Regions from separate parts of the Mus musculus genome. Here region 1 is linked to region 2. A link is a loop called in an ENCODE intact Hi-C map of the cell type or tissue named here. Cell type or tissue: left cerebral cortex. All regions are shown on one strand. Each heading gives the region's core, and the rest is flanking DNA. Links, peaks and the distances in the headings are about the cores only.

Evidence for each region. Hi-C counts contacts between places; a loop is a spot of excess contacts. Peaks named below come from ENCODE experiments on the same cell type or tissue, not always from the same donor. Only the 100,000 strongest peaks of a DNase experiment are listed, where the experiment ranks them.
Region 1: a loop joins it to region 2, with 2.1 times the contacts of the local background. A loop is called at or near these places in 2 of 42 quality-filtered maps.

Annotation. Positions count from the first base shown.
Region 1 is chr13:117,597,200-117,606,690 of GRCm38, reverse strand. It overlaps Hcn1 (hyperpolarization activated cyclic nucleotide gated potassium channel 1), which reads right to left and starts at 4,371. Exons shown (of 8, transcript NM_010408.3): 1 at 3,596-4,371. The coding sequence starts at 3,987. In left cerebral cortex, for the core only: a CTCF peak has its summit at 4,322 (motif pointing left); DNase peaks (open chromatin) are centred at 3,977, 4,301, 4,913, 5,405 and 7 more places; H3K4me3 peaks cover 4,040 bases; H3K27ac peaks cover 3,485 bases.
Region 2 is chr13:117,725,974-117,735,464 of GRCm38, reverse strand. The region is part of intron 2 of Hcn1 (hyperpolarization activated cyclic nucleotide gated potassium channel 1); the gene reads right to left. Among named protein-coding and RNA genes, the nearest start is that of 4933413L06Rik, 11 kb to the right of the region's middle. In left cerebral cortex, for the core only: a CTCF peak has its summit at 5,377; no DNase peak of the experiment used is centred there.

The sequences.
Region 1 (9,491 bases), core at 486-8,485, 130 kb after region 2:
GGGAGGGAGGGAGGAGAGAGGAGAGGAGAGGAGAGGAGAGGAGAGGAGAGGAGAGGAGAGGAGAGGAGAGGAGAGGAGAGGAGAGGAGAGGAGAGGAGAGAGAATGAGAGAGACAGACAGACAGGCAAACAGGCAGACAGACAGAGACAGAAAGACAGAGAGAAGAGAAGCAAGAGGGACACATAACCCCACTCAAAAGAAAGTTAAAAATTGAAAATAAAGTACCTTCCAATATTTTCCCTAGTCTTGATAATTAAATATCACAGGAAAAAATATATTTTCTAGCTTCTTCCCCATGATTTCTTACAACGTTAATAACATTGGGCTCTTCTTTGCTCCCTGAAGACTCCTACCATCATCCTTTTCTGAGAAGGAAGGGAAACACAGAGCCTCTGCCCTAGTTACACTCAAAGTGGGAGACTCCAACCTGCCAGACACAAAAGTAGCACACTCGGACTGTGGTGGGTAAACGAGGCACTAGCTAGTCGTCAGAAAGTGTCGTCAGGAACACAGCCCTTGCCCTCGCCCTAGCCCAGTGTTCCTTAACCTTCTTAACACTGCAACCCTTTGATACAGCTCTTCATGTTGTAGTGACCCCCAGCCGTAAGATTATTTTCATCGCCACTTCCAAACTTAATTATGCTACTGTTATGAATCTTAACGAAAATACTTTTGGAGGCTGAGGATTGCTGATGGGCATCACTACCCACAAGTTGAGAACCACTGCCTTAAAAGGCTGGGAGAAAGGCTTAGAAAGTCATCTTGAAATGGGCACCAGAATATTAGGCACAATGTCAAAAACCATGGTATTTCCTGGAGAAAGGTAAAGTCATGCTATACTCAGCTTCATGAGAGTGAACAACAAACAGAATAAACACTCCTGGCCTCACAGATACTTATGAAAGTAACAAGCAAAGAATCCACTTTGCTCAACCCTCCAGAGCCAAAACCTTTTCATGGAAATGTATTCTCTTACATGATCCCTTCTCTGTTGGTCATTTAATGAACCTAAGCCTGATGTTCTAGTAATTTCAGCAGAACATTTCCCTTAGAGTATCTTCCTCCGGAAAGGGCTGTGATGAGCAGATCAAAAAAGGTCGCTTGAGCATTGCTTGCAGGTTTGTGAAGAAAAAAAAAAAGTTGCTGGAGTTTTGCCAGGTTTCAGTTGTGGTTTTAACAACTACATTATCTTGGCATGTCATAGGTTTTAGAAGTGCTTCCAAGTGGGTACTGTGAGTATAGAAAAAAAATGCTAATTAAACAATGTCTTCTGAACCCAAATAGGTACAGTAGGTACAGGGTGGCCATAATCTCCTTAGGAAACACATACGTACAGAAATTCTAAGTTTCAACTTTTCCAGATATATTCTATCTTAAATTTTAAGTAATAATGGCTATTTAGTTTATTGCTTCCTTTTTCCAGTTATGCAAGGGAAATCAAGTCCCCCAAATCATGCTGGGGCTTGTCTGTATATAAGCTCACTTCTTAGTCATCGGCCCTCCCTGTAAAGTGCAGGATGAGACTGAATCATCGTTTTCATTTCCCACCTATGAGCAAGATTTGCTATGTCTCTCTAGGTCTTGGGGAAATATGTAGGCTCCCTCAGTTTCACTGATCCACAGATTGGGCATACAATTCTAGATCATGAAAAGTCTCTATATATGTTAGAAAAAAACAAATGAGGAAGGTTTAATCATCTGCAACATACCACTATTTTGAAAAGCTTCATCGTTTTTCCAGGATGAACATATAAAAGTATCATTTGGAATCATTTAGTTACAGATGATACCAAGTTAAAAAAAAAAAAGTTTAAGCACCTTTGTGAACATTATCACTGAATGTCATAGTTTTAATGTCATTCTAGTTTTTTGTTATTAAGATTGTCGACTATTTTTTGAAATTGTCTTTTTTTAAAAATATATAAAGTATAATTTACATTACATTTCCATGCAGGAATCAAAAAAGAGATGATATTCAAACTCTATTCCGATTCCCACTTTTGAAATTCTATAGCATGTAACAACCCTAATTTGCCGTAGACAGAGCAAGATCATCTATGAGTTTGCTTCCACGAGTATCTTCTTCACGGAGGAAACACGTTGTATTACTTGGGAAGCTGTTTTAGCCTGAACATTCTTTCAATCAGACTCAGTTGCAGACAATAAATGGTATTAGCTAGTGTAAGTACTTCAGTAAGGTTTTCCTATGTGTTTTTCCAAATAAGCATTTTTAAATTAAATCTTTCCTAAAATCTATCCACTCTGTGACAAGGAATAGAGACTGCTGATTTTTGAGACGATAAATACCTCAGGGAAGATGGACAGTCTTCTACTCAAGCTTTGTTGGGCTATATTCCACAGTTAGGTTGATTCAGAACTGTGGACAGCTCCCTCCCTTGCATGCTGGTAAGGGCAATTTCGGTTAGTTTCTAAACGCTACTGGAAGTAATGTTGTTTTTTATTATTGCTATGTTTGCTGGCAGTTTACCGGAAGCCTATGCATCCACTCAGTGTGCACATAGACCCCTTTCGTTGTTGTTGTTTATTTTATTGTTGTTGCTGCTGCTGCTGTCGCTTTCCCTAGTTGGAACGAATGAAATAAACAAGTGAATATCACCTCTAGTTACTAGTTTGGGATTTTTAGAAGGAAGCTCTGCCTGTGTTCAGGAGCGTGTCGCAGTAATAAGAGGATCTGCTTCACGACCTTCATTTGTCAGTCTCTAAACATGCTTATTAACCAAATGAATACTCGAGCCACAAATAAGATCAGGAAACTCATATTAATTTTCTCCTGCTGACAGCTCTGCTGCCCTTCTTCCCAGGCTGGGAAACTGGAAAGACATTTCTGAAATGGATTTGTAGTCAAGGTCAAGAGCGGGTGTCGCTCTATTTCAGGAAGGGGACTTTGAAAACGACCCCCCTGCCTCTGTTTCGGGAACTCAAGGCTTCCAGTCAAGTTCTTGCCCAGTGGGGCAGCGCCCGCTCCGCTAAAATCTCAAGTCAGAGACTGACTACCCAAGCGCAAGTGCCCTTCCTGTGCCTGCCAGCCACTGATCTGGAGAAATTCAGTGGTGACAGGGGTGCCTATAAGCATAAGAACAACAGATTAACACTCCCAGGGGCGAGAGTGGCAGGAACAGCTAGGACCTGTGAGTCACTGTCTCCAGTTTCCTCATCTCCGGGATCCCAGAAGCATCTTTTTTCATTTCTTTGGGGAACTGCTCTTAGCAAGGATACCTGTCTCGTCCTAACATTACCAAACTAAAAGTTTCCCTAGTGCAACTTAACAACCTCCCGTCCACGGGTCACGGTGGCCTTCTTCCCTCCTCTGCTGTCCCCAAAGTTCACCAGGCAAAGGAGAAGAGCCTCCCTGGCGCTCCGGGGAGAAGAAACTCCCTACCCTAAACCTGTCGTCGGTGGAAACTAGTTGGAAGAGTGGAGTATGGCCAGTCTAAGTAGAAGCCTCCAGCATCGCCGCCCCGCCTGCCCCGCACCCCCACTGTGAATCCCCGGGGCGCACCTTCCCAGAGGCAGGATAGGATGCTGGAAGGCGCGTCAGGGGGAGCAGGGTGGGGCGGCTCCAGGGAGTCCTCACCTGAAGTCACTGTACGGATGGATAATCCAGAAGCCTGCAGTTTTAACCCTTTCCTGCTCCTTCTCCACCGCCTTCTGGCTCCCAAACATGCGGAGGGAGAATTTGTTGACCCCAGGCTGCAGCATGGAGGTGAACTGCCTCTGCATGAAACCATACTGCCGCCGGGGCCCCTCGGCATCCTCGAAGCTGCCCGCCGGCTCCTCTCCTCCGCCGCCGTCCACCTTGAAGCACACGGAGTTGCCATGTTCCTTCCCGGCCGCGCCGCCCCCCGGCGGGGTCCCCAGGCGCTTGTCGGCCGCCACCGGCCCCGTCGCGGGCGCCTTGGAGGGGAAGACGCTGTTGCCATCGTCGCGGCTGTTGGACGCGGAGTTGGGTTTGCCGCCGCCTTCCATGCCCGGAGGACGCGACCGGCGACGGCGCGGGCTCCAGACTCGCCGGGGGCTCGAAGCCAAGGAGCAGGGGCCGGAGCCGGCTGCCCGTCGCGGCGGCAGCGGCGGCGGCGGCTACTGCTTCCCGCCCGCCCGCTGCTCCGCTGCGCGCCTGGCTCCCGCCGCCGCCGCTGCCCTCAGTGGCTGCGCTGCCGGCTCTGCCGCGCTCCGGGCTCCGCCGCGCCTGGTACTGAGGCTGAGGCTGAGGCTGCGGGCGCGGGGCGAGGCTCCTCCGCTCGGCACCCGCGCGCCAGCGCCGCCCCTCGGCTGCCCCCTGCTGGCCGCAGACCGCCTCTACCCGCGCGCGCCCCGCCGCTCGCCTGTGCCACTTCTGCCCAGCGTGACATTGAACTCCTGAGCCCGCCCCGGACGCGTATTTGTACGTTTGGAGGGAGGCTCTCTGGATGTGGGTTTGCAAAAGTGGGAGGGCAGAAAAGGGAAGGAGGGGGAGGAAAAGGGGAGGAGGGAAACGACAGAGGGAAGGAGAGATGGAAGGAGGGAGGCAGGGGGGGAGAAGGGAAAGACAGACAGACAGACAGACAGACAGACAGAGACTGAGAGAGAGCTGAACTAGCAAATTGCGTTAATTCAGAACAAAACTCCACCTAAAACACCAGAGACACTGAACGCCTGTTGGAATGATGTTACAAATAGAGAAAGGGGGTCAGGTTAATTCTGCACACTATCAATCCACTTGTAAAGCTAGGTGAAGATAAAATCAAGGAGACACGCTGAAAAAGGCATGTCGTGGAAAAGAGGGAGAGAGGGACAGAAGAGAGAAGCAAGAAGACAAGAGGGAAAAATGAAAGATGGGGGCGGGGAGGGGCACACAACTAGCAAATAGATCTTTGTAGCCCTGGATAATCAGCTGCCTGGAGCTTTTCAGATTAAGGATCTGTACCTAGGGACAGACAACTGACCTCCTTCTACTTATCCTGTTTATTCTCACACAGCTCCTTAAACGGGAATGGGGTTCCTTCCTAGGAAGGCCACTAACATCAACACACATGTGAGCAAATTTATTGGCCAGTCCTGCTGGAAAGAAAAGAAAAAAATGTGTAAGAGATAAGTGGCCTAAGATGACCTTCCTTTTAAGATAAGTTATACAATCAATAACCACACAGAGAGATAAATATGCCGCACTGTGTTCAGCAACACCAGGCTCAGAGGTCGAGATAACTTGGAATCCAGTCAGGATGCCATGAAGTATTCTCTGGTGAAGTTGACCACGTGCGACTGATGCTGAGGACAGCGATCTCAGATTTCTCTTGTTCCCTTGGTGTCTCCCCAACCCACTGGATTAGCTAATGGAAGCAAAATGTGCTGCCAAAGTTACCATTCACTCAGCAGGGCATCTTGGAAGTCTGAAGAGTTTCGAGACTATAAGCAGCCCAGAACATCTGTTCAAGATACCAGCAAGCATTACCTCCATGCCCACAGCCTCTTCAAAGCCAAGCTCACCCAGCCAAGACATAGATAGATCCTCTGATTTACTGTTTGCTAAGGTCGCATGGGAGAGAAGAGACACTTCGGGAAGAGATTCTTTGTCAGAGTGCCAACCTGTGGCACAAGATGAAAAAAAAAAACAGGTGAGGCCAATCACTTTGGGTTTTGTTCTGTTTTGTACTCGGGGAAAACCTGAAATCTGTGATGAAGCCAAGAAACAAGAGAAGCAAGAACAAGAAAGTTCATGAGTTTTCAGAGAAGCCAAGGAAGGAATAGAGAACAGTAGGTCACACAGTATCTGCTTTCAGCCAATCCAAACACACTCTCACAAAATAAATTTATATGGTCAAAATGTTATGATCAGTGATAGGGAAATAGTGGTATAGCATTCTGATCTAGCAGCATAGTGACCTTGGAAACCACAGGTCAGAGGATGATATTCGATGGCAGAGGCAGAGATAACAAGGATGAACAAAACCAAACGCCCTCAAATGGTACAGTATTCAGTCCCACTTTTTAATCATTAAACTGAAAACATTTCTCTACTTTTTCCCATTCTGTATGCCTCCTGATTACCTCTATTTTCAGTGTGAAAATGTATATTTTAACATAAATTTTAAGTTTTATAATAATGTAAAAAAGGACCACCTAGGATGTAATGCTGTCTTGATAAGTTATTCATTCATTCATTCATTCATTCATTCATTTAACAAACCCTTGTCTTTGTTCTATTTCAACTTGTTCGTGATCATGAACAGGCAGTTACTTCAGTAAACTTTCCCTGAGTGTCACTGTCTGTGCTCAGTATGACAGAACTGCTGATGAAAACAAAATCTTATAATGGAACTTGAAGCACAGCTCAAAAGGAGCAGAAGCCATTTGCTGCTCCGAGTACAACTTCAACAGTGTATTTTATACATTATAATTATTAAAACATACATTTTAAACTGATGATGTGTGTGTTACATCAGTCTATACGAACTTAACACCAATATACAAAGTCAGTCTGTTGGTTTCACACAAGTGGTGCTGATCTACAGCTGTTTAGAATGTAGGCCCCTTGCGAAAAGCTTCCTTGGGGAGACATAAAACTTGAAAGACTGGGGTAGAATAAACACAGTGAAAGAATGAGAATAATGAGAGCACAAGAAACAAAGTGAGACATAAAGTTCTGAAACCATAGGAATCTCTTGACAGGTTTCTGTCGCAAACACTCTTGAGCTGAAATCCATTAAGCTAACTGTGGTTCTTAAAGTCGCCTTGGAGGGGGGGATTAGAATTATGCTGACTCTGCCGTACATTATCTGTGAAGTGTCTTCTTATACTTCGAAAGAACTTGATATCTGAGGACCTATCGGAGATTATCAATGATGAGTTTATTTCAGGAGAGTCTGCCATTGGTTGTAATGACTGGTGTTCTGTGTGTATTAGTATTGTAAGGCTTTTAAAAACCTCCCCTGTCTCCTTTAATACTCTGCTTAAGATCAAATTGCAGACAGCAGCAGAAGATTAATATGAATCTAAAATAAAATCTCCATGCAGCCGACTCAAGCACATGTGAAATGAAACAAAAAGATAGATGGGTGAGTTGAAATCTGATGACTTCTTAGAAAATTCTGAGAGGAACTTGGAGGTCTATGGGCTTGTTAGCAGGATGCAGACAAATGCTGAAACACACAGGCACATCTGAAGACATGTCAGAACTTTGCTGGAGAAAGCGGTGGCAAAGAAGCTGTGCCTTAGACAAATTGGATTGTCTGGCTGGAAAGCATCTGCCAACATCACCCTTAATGCGAGGCACTGGAGGATGGAAGAACAAGACACCCATCTCAGCATGTCTGTCACATAGGCTAGGATAAGTTGATTCTCTTGTCTCCCTGAAAACTCAAAAGAATCAAGTAGATAGCCATAGCAAATAGCATATATCTGAAAGTTCATATACATTGTACATGATAAAAAGAATTTCAGTGCTTCTCCTAAGCATCACTAAGAATAATCATTCCTTTCATAACCAAAAATACATGTGAAAACATTCACTAATAAACAAGAACAACATGAGATACACAATATTTTTAAAAACAAAAAGCTAAACTTTACCCAAAAGCAAGCCATAAACTGTAATTAAATAAATGAAAACATAGCTCAAATCCTTAATATTATAAGTGTGATGATTCTTTCCAAATTTGTCAAATTGGACTGTGATTCCTCCCACTCCTATCCCCCGGAAGTCAAACCTGCCAAAATATTTTTAAGGATAATTTTAAAAGGTTCTTACGAAATAATCATGTGTTACAGATATAGAGACATGAATCAAGGGGTAAAATGTTTGCTGTGCAAATAGGAAGACAGGAGTATATAGAGTATGGTGGTGCATTGCTTTAATCCCAACACTCAAGAGAGAGACGCACATGGGTCACTGGGTGTTACAGGCCAGGCTAGTCCACATAGCAAGTTCCAGGACAGGCAGGGCTACACAAAGAAACCCTGTCTCTAAAAACCAGAGAGAGATGGAGAGGCCAGGAGTGCTCGAAGAATGATTAAGTAAAAAATTGAGGAAGAAACAAAGTGAAATGTAGTATCATGCTGTACCTTAAAGTAATGTTATATAGTATATGAAGTAAACAGTGAAGCTAAAGTAGGTAAGAAGAGAAAATATTGATTGCTATCATCAACCTCCTGTTGAAACTCAGCAAACCATAATTTAAAATAAAAATAATAGGAAATGTTAAAATATTTCATAAAAACAATTACACCTTCGAATATTAATTTATATAAACATGGATCTCATGCAAAGAAAAATTCTTACATGTGTAAGGAATAGTGCCATTTCTACGTTATATCTTATATAAAGTTAAAAGAATTTTATATGCACAAAAGACTATATATATTTAATATTTTCTATACTAATAAATATTTAAAGTTTTTTGGCCATTCGTGCTTTTATAAACAACTTTACAATCTGTATTATTTTCAATGCCACTGTGTACATATTAATATATAATCTAGATTTAAAAAATATTGAAAGTAAAGAGCATTACTAAATCACAGTAATATGTATATTTACTTTTGATAGTAACTGTTAACACACTCTCTAAAACATGTTCCTGCCTTTATTCCTACTTAGATTGCATGAGGTTCTTTGTCATGAATATTTGGACAAACATAACATATTAAAATATTTACAGCTTAAGAGAAGGAAGAAAGCAAACATAGGCTCATTGTAGGTTTAATTAGCTAATCTTAAATTTTAATAAGGATAAACAAGTTTCCCAGGTCTATCAGATCCCTTTGTTATTCTTTACCATCTGATCAAATACAATTCGCGTATATATTTTACTTTAAGTATATATTTGCATTAAAAATATACTCTATGCTTCTGACTTAGTAGCACAGGCCTTTAATCCCAGCATTGGAGAGGCGAAGGCAGATAGATCTCTGTGAGTTCAAGGACAGACTGATGCAGGCTGCATAGCTACATCATGACACTTGTCCGAGAAAAAAAAATGCTCCATAGCATAACTGTAATTTTAAAACCACAAAGTCCTTCCAACTATGAAGAGAAGCGATGCATGAAAAATTAATAAAATGAGTAGATTAAATTTAAAACATATTTAAATATTAATTTATTATCATTTCATTTATTTTTCTTTTATTTTTGAGATTATAACCACCTTTTATAATTTAGTTTTTGAGAATTTTATATATAAATCCTGTTTTTACATCGTTTCACCCTCTCTCTCCTCACTCCAAATTTTCTCCACATGCCCCAATCTCCTCAAATTCAAATTCATGACCTCTTTTTCTTTACTGTTATATAAACTTATAAATGCAGCATGATGAGCTGATTCAGTGTTGCTCATATTTATATGTGTTTAGAGCTGAACAGCTTAGGATTAGATACCTTACCTGGGAAATCATCCATGAAGAAGCCTGATTCTCCCTTCCTCAGTTACTATTAATAACTTGTAGCTCTTCATCAAGGGATGGGGCCAGGTGAGATTTCCCCATCCATGTTTGTGTGT
Region 2 (9,491 bases), core at 397-8,396:
ACACATGCACACATCACAGTAATATCTTATTTACTCTCTCTTATTTTTGTTCCATCCCTAACAAATCTCCAGCTCTCTATCCTTTTATTATATTATTATATTATTATTATTTTATTATTTAATCATTTTTTACAGTCTAATCATTATCCCCATCCCAGTCTGCCCTCCTACTGTTCCTCATAACATTCCTCCTCCCCAACCTCCCCTACCCCCCATCTCCAAGAGGATGTCCCTACCCCATCAGAACTCTCCACTCCCTGGGGTCTCAAGTCTCTTGAGGGTTAGGCATGTCTTCCCTCACTGAAGCTATATGAGGCAGTTCTCTGCTGTATATGTGTTGGGGGCTTCATATCAGCTGATGAATGCTGCCTGGTTGGTGGCTCAGTGTCAGAGATCTCTAGGGTCCAGGTTAGTTGAGACTGCTGGTCTTATGAGGTCACCCTACTCCTCAACTTCTTCTAGCCTTTCTCTAATTCAACCACAGGGGTCCTTCGCTTCTGTCCAGAGGTTGGGTGTAAGTATCTGCATCTGACTCTTTGAGGTGCTTTTTGGGCCTTTCAAAGGGCAGCCATGCTAGGCTCCTGTCTGTAAGCACACCATAGCATCAGTAATATTGTCAGGCCTTGGAACCCCACCTTGAGATAGATCCCAAGTTATCTTGAGATAGATTCCCTGGGCCAGTCACTGAACCTCCTTTCCCTCAGTCTCTTCTTCATTTTTCTCCCTGCAGTTCCTTTAGACAGAAACAATTCTGGGTCAGGGTTTTTGACTGTGGTATGGCATCCCCATCCCTCCACTTGATGCCCTGACTTTGTACTGGAGGTGGACTCTATTTTTTACCCAGATTGTTCTATGGCCAATTTAGTTTAACCAGGCCCATCAGCGTGACTATTAGGTTAAAGCTCACCCTTTAGGTCTGATGAGGTCACCAGAGAGTATACAACTGACTGTGATGTCCTCTTCTCTTTTAACTTATCAATAGCAAATAGTTCCTTACTGCAGGGTAAGACTGCCCGAGCCCTTCCTAATTTCACTCCTGATTGTTAAAGGGCCTGCTCTTGTCCAGACTCAGTGAAAGCATCTGTAGTTGCTGTGGGTTTGTGACTATAACAGCTGTGTCTTGTCCAGAAGGAGGCATTTCCTAGCCCTTTCCTCTAACTTCAGCTCTTACATTCTTCTCACTTGCACTTTTGCAGTATTCCCTGGATAGACTGGGTGGTAGAAATGTCTGTCTTAGTGCTCATCTCTCATTTACTCTCAGCATCTTGCCAACAAAGAGTCACAGGATGGATCATCATTCGTAGGAAAGGAGGGGCTTCCCAGATTCAGGCCAAGAGTAGCAATGTTCTGAAAGTTTCATAATAAGATTTATCATATTTTGATTATAATGACAGGCAATTTTCAATACACATGATTTATTTTTGCTCAGTTGTATAGATTTATTCCATCCTGAGAGGAAAGCAGGGTAGAGCTGAGCAGCTAAGGATCCTCAATAAACACAGAGGCCATGACTGTGAAATTGTTGGGTGATTTTGATGTTGTTGTTGTTTTTGTTCTATTTGAGCCAGCAACTTGTGAGATTACAGTGCCTTTGTTCAGGGTTAGTTTTCCCCACTTAGTTAATTTCTTCTAAAAAGAACTCTTAACAAAAGCACACTCAGATGTATGAACTGCTAAGGTTCCAGACGCTTCCCAACTGTCACTCAAAGTGGCAAAGAGTGTATTATACATGAAAAAAAAAATCACTCTGTTTTTCCTTTTAAATTTTCATAAGTATGTGATCACATATACAAGATCTTAAAATACACAATTAAGTGAAATGTTTATTTATTTATTTATATTGGTTATTTTATTTATTTACATTTCAAATGTTATCCCCCTTCCTGGTTACCCCTCCGCAAACCCCCTATCCTATCCCCTCCCCCTGCTTCTATGAGGGTGCTCTCTCACCCGACAAACCACACACCCACTGATTATAACATATATTTTAACTACTGGCCACTCTTCACTATATTTAAATAATTGAAAGCTTAGGGCAATAAGTACATATGAATAATCTACTGTGATGAAACATTCAAACCTTTGTCAATTCATTTAATGTTTACCACAAATTTAACTTTTTCTATATGCTAATCTAGAAGTGTAAATGGCAAGATTATAAATCTAAGAGTATAAAGCCTAAAAATACGATTCTGATTCAAACTAAAGTATTATTGATCAGTTTTCTACACAGAATGGTACAAAATGTTGACTGTAAATATGAATCTATAGGAATTAACAACGGCAAACTTATACTGTGTTGATAAGGCTCCCTATGGACGACCCTAATACTGTACAAATGTAGTGAATTCCAGATCCTAAAATCCTACACCTCCAGATTTCCAGAAACATCAGTTACAAGGCTTTCTCTCCACTGGTCTTCTGCTGTACTGGAGCCTCCTGTGCCAAGTGAAATCCTCCTGCCTCCTGGCAAATAGGACAAAAACCCAGGCCCAGCCCTATTCCAACCTGAATATCTCCAAATCTGCTGACTCAGCCCTTCCAGAATGATGCCTGTGGGGCAAGCCCAGAAACTCTGTTCCTGCTTTTGATCCTGAATAACTCATTGTACACATTGCAACAACACTCTCTTTCAATCAGATGGACTCAGGAGTTGAGAAGGTACTAGAATATTCAACAGGATTGAACATTTTGATAACAGTGAGAAATTTGGCTTCTCTACTCCTTTTATTTTACTTTTGTTGTTGTTTTGTTTTGTTTTGTTTTGTTTTGTTTTGTTTTTGACAAGGTTCTCTGTTGAACAGTTCTGGTTGTACAGATAATTGTCCCTGTCTCCTAGTGTTGAGATTAAAAGAATGTATTACCACATCTGGCCAAACATTTTCCTTATGAAAATATATACATAAAAGCACTGTGGTTTATTGTCAGTTTGTTTTTGTTTTGTTTTGTTTTGTTTTGTTTTGTTTTGGTTTGGTTTGGTTTGGTTTGGTTTGGTTGAGATTAATAATATGTGGCTAAGTGCTAAAGGGAAAGTAGGAGAATGTATACTATGCAAAGCTAGGTAGAAAATAATGAATAACTATAATTTAAATAACTGAAGCTTATATTTTTATATTTTTTTCTTAAATTATTTTTATGGGTGGATGTGAACATCTGCATGTGGGTAAAGGCACATCAGCTCAGGTGACTACAGAGGCAGTAGACTCCCTGGAGCTACAGTTTCAAAGATTTTAAGTATCCTGATATAGATGCTGGAAACCAAACTGAAGTCCTCTGGAAGAACTATTACCCACCATTTTACCTCTCCACCTCTAAAACCTGTGGTTTCTTTGTTTTGGTTTGGTTTGGTTTTTGTTGTTGTTGTGTTGTTTTGTTTTAATTTTTTTTGTTTTTCATTTTAAGTAGCTGTGGCTTTGGATATAAAATGGGCTGCATACTTGGCACACTGTATTTTTAGACAGAAAACTATGAAAATTTAAACATTGTTGAAGGAAATTGTGGTTAATCATAAAAAATAACTTAATTTATATATTTTGTGTAATTCAAGTCAAATGGATGGATACCTAAAATTGATTGTAAATTATAATTTTCATGTTTTTATATTTTAAATTGGGTGCTTAAATTCAGGTGATATCATGTCCAGACGCCTTCACATTTTTTTCTACTTAAATCACACAAATGTGGGTGTTATGCAAACTAGTGTCAAAATAATGGATTACCATACTTCAAAAAAATGTACACTCTCTGCTTTATAGCATTGTATTGCCTTAAACTCATTTTGGTAATTAATTTCCCATTAAACTGATTAATGTTCTGCCTTTCTACTTGGACAAGGGTAGATTTATCCTATCACATCCTGATAGTTGACACTGTTACATGTCCCAATTGTAAGGTTGAGTGTATTTTATATCATTTGAGAACATACATGTTTCTTTTTCCTGTGAAGTATCTGTCAATATCATCTTAATGCTATTTTTAAAAATAAAAACTCGGACATACATATTACATTCATGTAGATGTTCTTAGATTTTACCTTACTTTCTATTATTCTCTATTTTCAAAACGCTTCTACTCAAAGAGGGTCAAATACTCACATTCTTGTTAGATTCAGGAATATGCTAGCATTACAAGAATGAAGTGTGACAGACCTGATGTATTATAAAAGGACAGAATATCTTCTTAGAATACACTTTTTGATTGTGAAATAGAAAATAATGCAATTATACATTATTAACTTAGTAACCAAGTAATAATTGCTAAGAAAAAAACATAGTAACTAGCACTCCTTCCAAACTTAGGAAATTCAGTCTTTCCTAGACTCTTAATAAATCCATAAACTGTTTTGCAACATAAACATAAGTTTCTATGATTATAGTTATTTTTTTCTAATTTGGAAACCTGTTTGTCATGTCCTTCTGGCAAGGTATGTAACAACATTTGAATTTGTTGTCAGTTTCATTCCTAAATATTTTATTATTTTTGTTTATTTTATCTTTATTTTGACTTCCTTTCATTTTAAAATTATTTATTACTTGAGAATGTCATACATGTTTAAAACAATACTTTAAACATGACCACTTATCTCTCCCCACATCTTACTCCTTCTGGATTACCCTGCTTCCATAGTTCTTTCCAACTACATGTTGTTGTTGTTGTTGTTGTTGTTATTGTTGTTTAAATAACCGACTGAGTTCATTCAGTGCTGAGCATATGAGAATGCATGTTGTGCTGTCCACTGGAGCATAATTATACTTGGAATTATAGCCCTGAGGAAATTGGGCTTTCTCTTCACAGAACCTATCAGCTGTCAATACCTTCTCAACTAGGGTTGGGAGCTCATTAGCCCTTCATTATTCATGCAGAAATGTTGAATTTCTTGGCCAATCCTCTAACTTGTTAACTATTAAAATAGGTGACAGTATTGACAATGAACTATACAAAATACTTCCCTTTTCTCATCCATGTAAAGATGCTACTGGAAATTTTATTGTTGCATGGAACACATCCCTGATGCGCATAAATAACAGATAGACAGTTTGATGACAGATAGACAGGCAGACAGAGAAACTGTGTAAGGACTTTTGAATTCTCTCTGATTTTATGATGTTGCCTTTACCAGGTTGGATTCTCATTCTCATAGAATAGTTTTGTAAATCTCTATGTCTGCGATTCTCTATACCCTTCATGATTGTGAAAAAAATTATATGATAAACATCTTTTTCTAAAGGTTTCCAGTACAAGCTCAAAACCCAATGAGTCTCCAAATAATAAAATGAACAGCAATTTATGTCCAGCCAATTCCTTCTTTCCTACCAGCCACTCTCCTTATGTCTGCAACATTAGCTCAGTCTCAAATTGGCCTCCTACTGGTGAGTAATAAAAGCAGTTCTTCTCAGTTATTTTTTAATAATTTGTTTAACCTAAGTACTTTACCCCATCTCTACTCCAAACCAACAGTGTTGAGTAAGTTTGTTTTTTTATTTTTATTTGAGAAATGAAATAAAAAAAAAAACAAGAAAAAAGTTTTCCCCTTGCTATTTAAATATGTAAATTTTCTAATGGCTCTGTGTCTACCTACTTACTATAAGCTATTATCTAAAAATCTAAACAGTTCTGAAATTGTACAGTGTAGCACATCTCACTGAGTTTATTTATGTATTATCTTTTACTTCAAAAAAGAAAGCACCTCAATCTATATTCTATTTCCCATGTTTTACCACCTGAGTCCTTTCTATCACTAATTCTTATTGTGTGGACTATAATATTCAGCCCTATATTTCTCACTTTCTCTTCCTGCCTTCCTTCCCTCTATATATTTTATTTTCAACTCCTACTTTGATTTGCTAATTTTAAGGCCCTTATCGGTATTCAAGAATGCTTACAAAGGAAGCCTACTTCCTGTAGCCAAAAGAGATTTTAATTCTATTTCAGTCATAGCATGCTGCTTTAAAAAAATATCATGTAACAGGCAGTTCACTACTCTTAAAATGGGTCACATCTTAAAGACTAGATTATTTGCTGGGAAGTAGTGGAGCAACCCTTTAATCCCAGCACTCAAGAAGCAGAGGCAGGTGGATCATGGAAGTGAAAGACCAGCCTGGTATATGCATAGTTTCAGGGCACCCAGAGCTGAATAGAGAGACCATGTCTCAAAATACAGGAAAAAGGGAAAGGGAAGGGAAAAGGGATGAGGGGAGGGGAGGGGAGGGGAGGGGAGGGGAGGAGAGGAGACAGAAACGGAAACGGAAACGGAAACGGAAAAGGAAAAGGAAAAGGAAAAGGAAAAGGAAAAGGAAAAGGAAAAGGAAGCCAGGTATGGTTTGGTGCCTCTGTAAGTAGAAGGAGAAACCTGGGAATCCCCTGGGCTTGCTTTTCAGCTAGTCTAGTCAGGCTCTTAATGAAACTAAGTGAGACTCTACCTCAAAAAGAAGGTAAAGAGGATTAAAGAAGTCACTGAACATGGGCCTTTGGCTTCCACATGTACACATGTACACACACATACACATGCACATACCCCATCATCCCCCCACACAAACACAGAGAGAAGCATACATGCTCATGTGTGCAAACAGACACACTATAGACATATTACCTATTTTATAACTGATTCTAAAATCTGCCATGTCCTTAATGAATTTAAGGACATCAGAAAGAAGAAGAAAAAAAGTTTTCTGGGTACTGTTAATGCTTTCACTGAGACTGCTCTCTGAATGTCATGTCTATAGTGAAAAGAAGTCAATCAATACTCTATATATGTGAATTTTTATAAAGCCAAATTTAACAAGAGGAATAAAGTCTGGCCATCTGCAGTAAAGATGATATGGACATTTCAAAGCTGTGGGTAAACAGACATAGCAAGGAACTTTTGAGTCAGTCTCTAAAAATAGGTTCTGAGACAAAATGGATGGCTTCCTCCTTTAGACAGTTGATTACTAAGATTTCTATTACTAAAATACGTAAATTTGTTCATCTTGTAAATGTGGGATTTACTTAAATGTGACCTTGAACTTGAAAAAAAAATGTAACCATCGTCTTCAAAAATGATAGTTAATGCAGCTACAGTGAACACTCACGAATCTCCCATCTGCACTGGCTTAGGGGAGAAATATAAAACTCATTTGTGAATTGAAATGTACTTCACTGAAGTTTCTAGGAAACCATTCATAAAATCCCAGCTGCAGCTAATTTCCATTTCTATGGACTTTGCATTGGTTAAAAGTAGAGAAAGGGGATCATATTATTTTTGAAAGTCATGCACAGAAAACTAAATGACATCATTCTGAGCATACAAATCTTAATAATTCACTGATTGACAAGTCATTATCCCCATTCTTAAGTAAAACTCTGACACCACACCCAAGCATCTTGTGTGAGCTCTCTACCTTAGTAGCCTACATTTGGGTGGGGGGAGGAATTACTTCATATTTTGTGATACACATGGCTGTAACAATGTTTTGATCATTTTTACATTGGCTATTACAATGAAGAGGAGAAAGTAGGCAATAGTAAGCATGTTAATAATGAATGAGTAATTGTGATGGTTTAAATATGCTTGGCCCAGGGAGTGGCACTGTTAGGAGGTGTGGCCTTGTTGGAGTAGATGTGGCCTTGTTAGAGGAAGTGTGTCACTGTGGGAATTGGCTTTGTGACCCTTCTCCTAGGTGTCTCTTTTGGCTGCAGTTGGGTCATGATGCAGAACTCTTAGCTCTTCTGGGACCATGTCTGCCTGCATGCTACCATGTTTCCTGCATGATGATAACGGACTGGGCCTCTGAAAATGTAAGCCAGCCCCAAAGAAAGATTGTTCTTTGTAAGAGTTGCCTTGGTCATGGTGTCTCTTCACAGCAATGGAAACCCTAACTAAGACAGCAATGAATACAGAGGAAAGTGTTTGACATTCTCACAGTTCTTATACATTTAACTTCATATTAAGGGCATGGATAATTGAAACAACAGAGAGACTTTAATAAAATTTTACCATATTTCTGTGATTTTTCTATATGTATGTATGTAAAGACACATAGAGGAAAGAAAAGAGGTAAAATGAGAGAAAATGATAGCCTGAGACTTAGAAAGACCTCTACATGTCATCATGAGAAAAAATATTTTTAAGCAAATATGTAGAATAAGAAAGCAGTACAAAAATGAAAGAGGGTAAACATCACTCTCATTAAATATATATATATATATATATATATACATATATATATATATGTATATATATATATAAATATATATATATATATATATATATATATATATATATATTTATATATATTTATATAAGAGAAATTCAATCATCAAATATTCCCAGCTGTGAATCTCTAGCTACAGAAGTAACTACTCAGACATGGTATGTGCACTGGTGTAACAGTAGCAAAAGCATCATGGGAGTAACCAAAACCTGGCTAATCCAATTTAAGTCCCACCCCACAACATGAAATCAATTCTTGTCGCCATTTCTGGGTACCTGTTGCTAGACTGTTCATAGGGCCTAGTGGAGAACCTACTACCATATGGACCTAAATAGTTATAGTATTAAACCATCCCCTAACAACTTCTTGTTATACCCGTAGGTCAATGCACCTCTTAACCCTCATCTAAGAAATTTCTATTTGTAGTTGATAATGATTAACACACACACACACACACACACACACACACACACACACAAAATAAAAGACTAGAGAAGTCCAGCTCTGAAAGGACTATATACCTAAATCCCTCCTTCTAATGCTCAGATACTATTGTGGAAGATGGAAGCAGAAAAGGTATAAGAGACAGAGGCAATGGATGACCACAAGGAAACTTGTCTTCTGGATGTATAGAGGAACTATACATATGAACTCAGAGTGATAGCAACAGAATACACAAAACCAATAGAATTCAACACACACACTTCCACTTCTAGCTATGGAGCTGTTGGCAACTGTTTGATGCCAGGATAGGGAGAGATAGTTCTTGTGTAGTGTATACTCCCAGTCAACCATGCTCCAGTGGAAGAACACACATCCAGGAATATGTCTGCAGCACAATTTGGTCTTGAAAGGGGTTAAAATGAAAAAAAAAAAAGGTAGAAGAAGCTAGGTAGGTAGTGAAGTGCAATGGATATGGACAGAAGTGTGTTGTAAATATGATTTAAACTTATTGTATCAAATTCTGAAAGAAAAAAAATTCTTTTAGAAAAAGGTAAACCACTTCATAAAAGGCATTTAGATTCATAATGTGGTCAATAGCATGATATAGATTTTTTTTGAGAAAAATATTGTTTGTCAGAAACATTTTTCGGGTGCAATACATTTTCTTTTAAATTATTAATGATTTTAAACTTCATATAATTTATTAACTGCAGACAATGACACTGAGAAACCCAATAAATGATATATAACTATAAGTAATATTTAGAAATGAATACTTTTTCAAAAATGAGTGATTCTCAATTGTGTACAACATACAAAGCTATCCACTATTTTTAAATAATTTCTTTTATA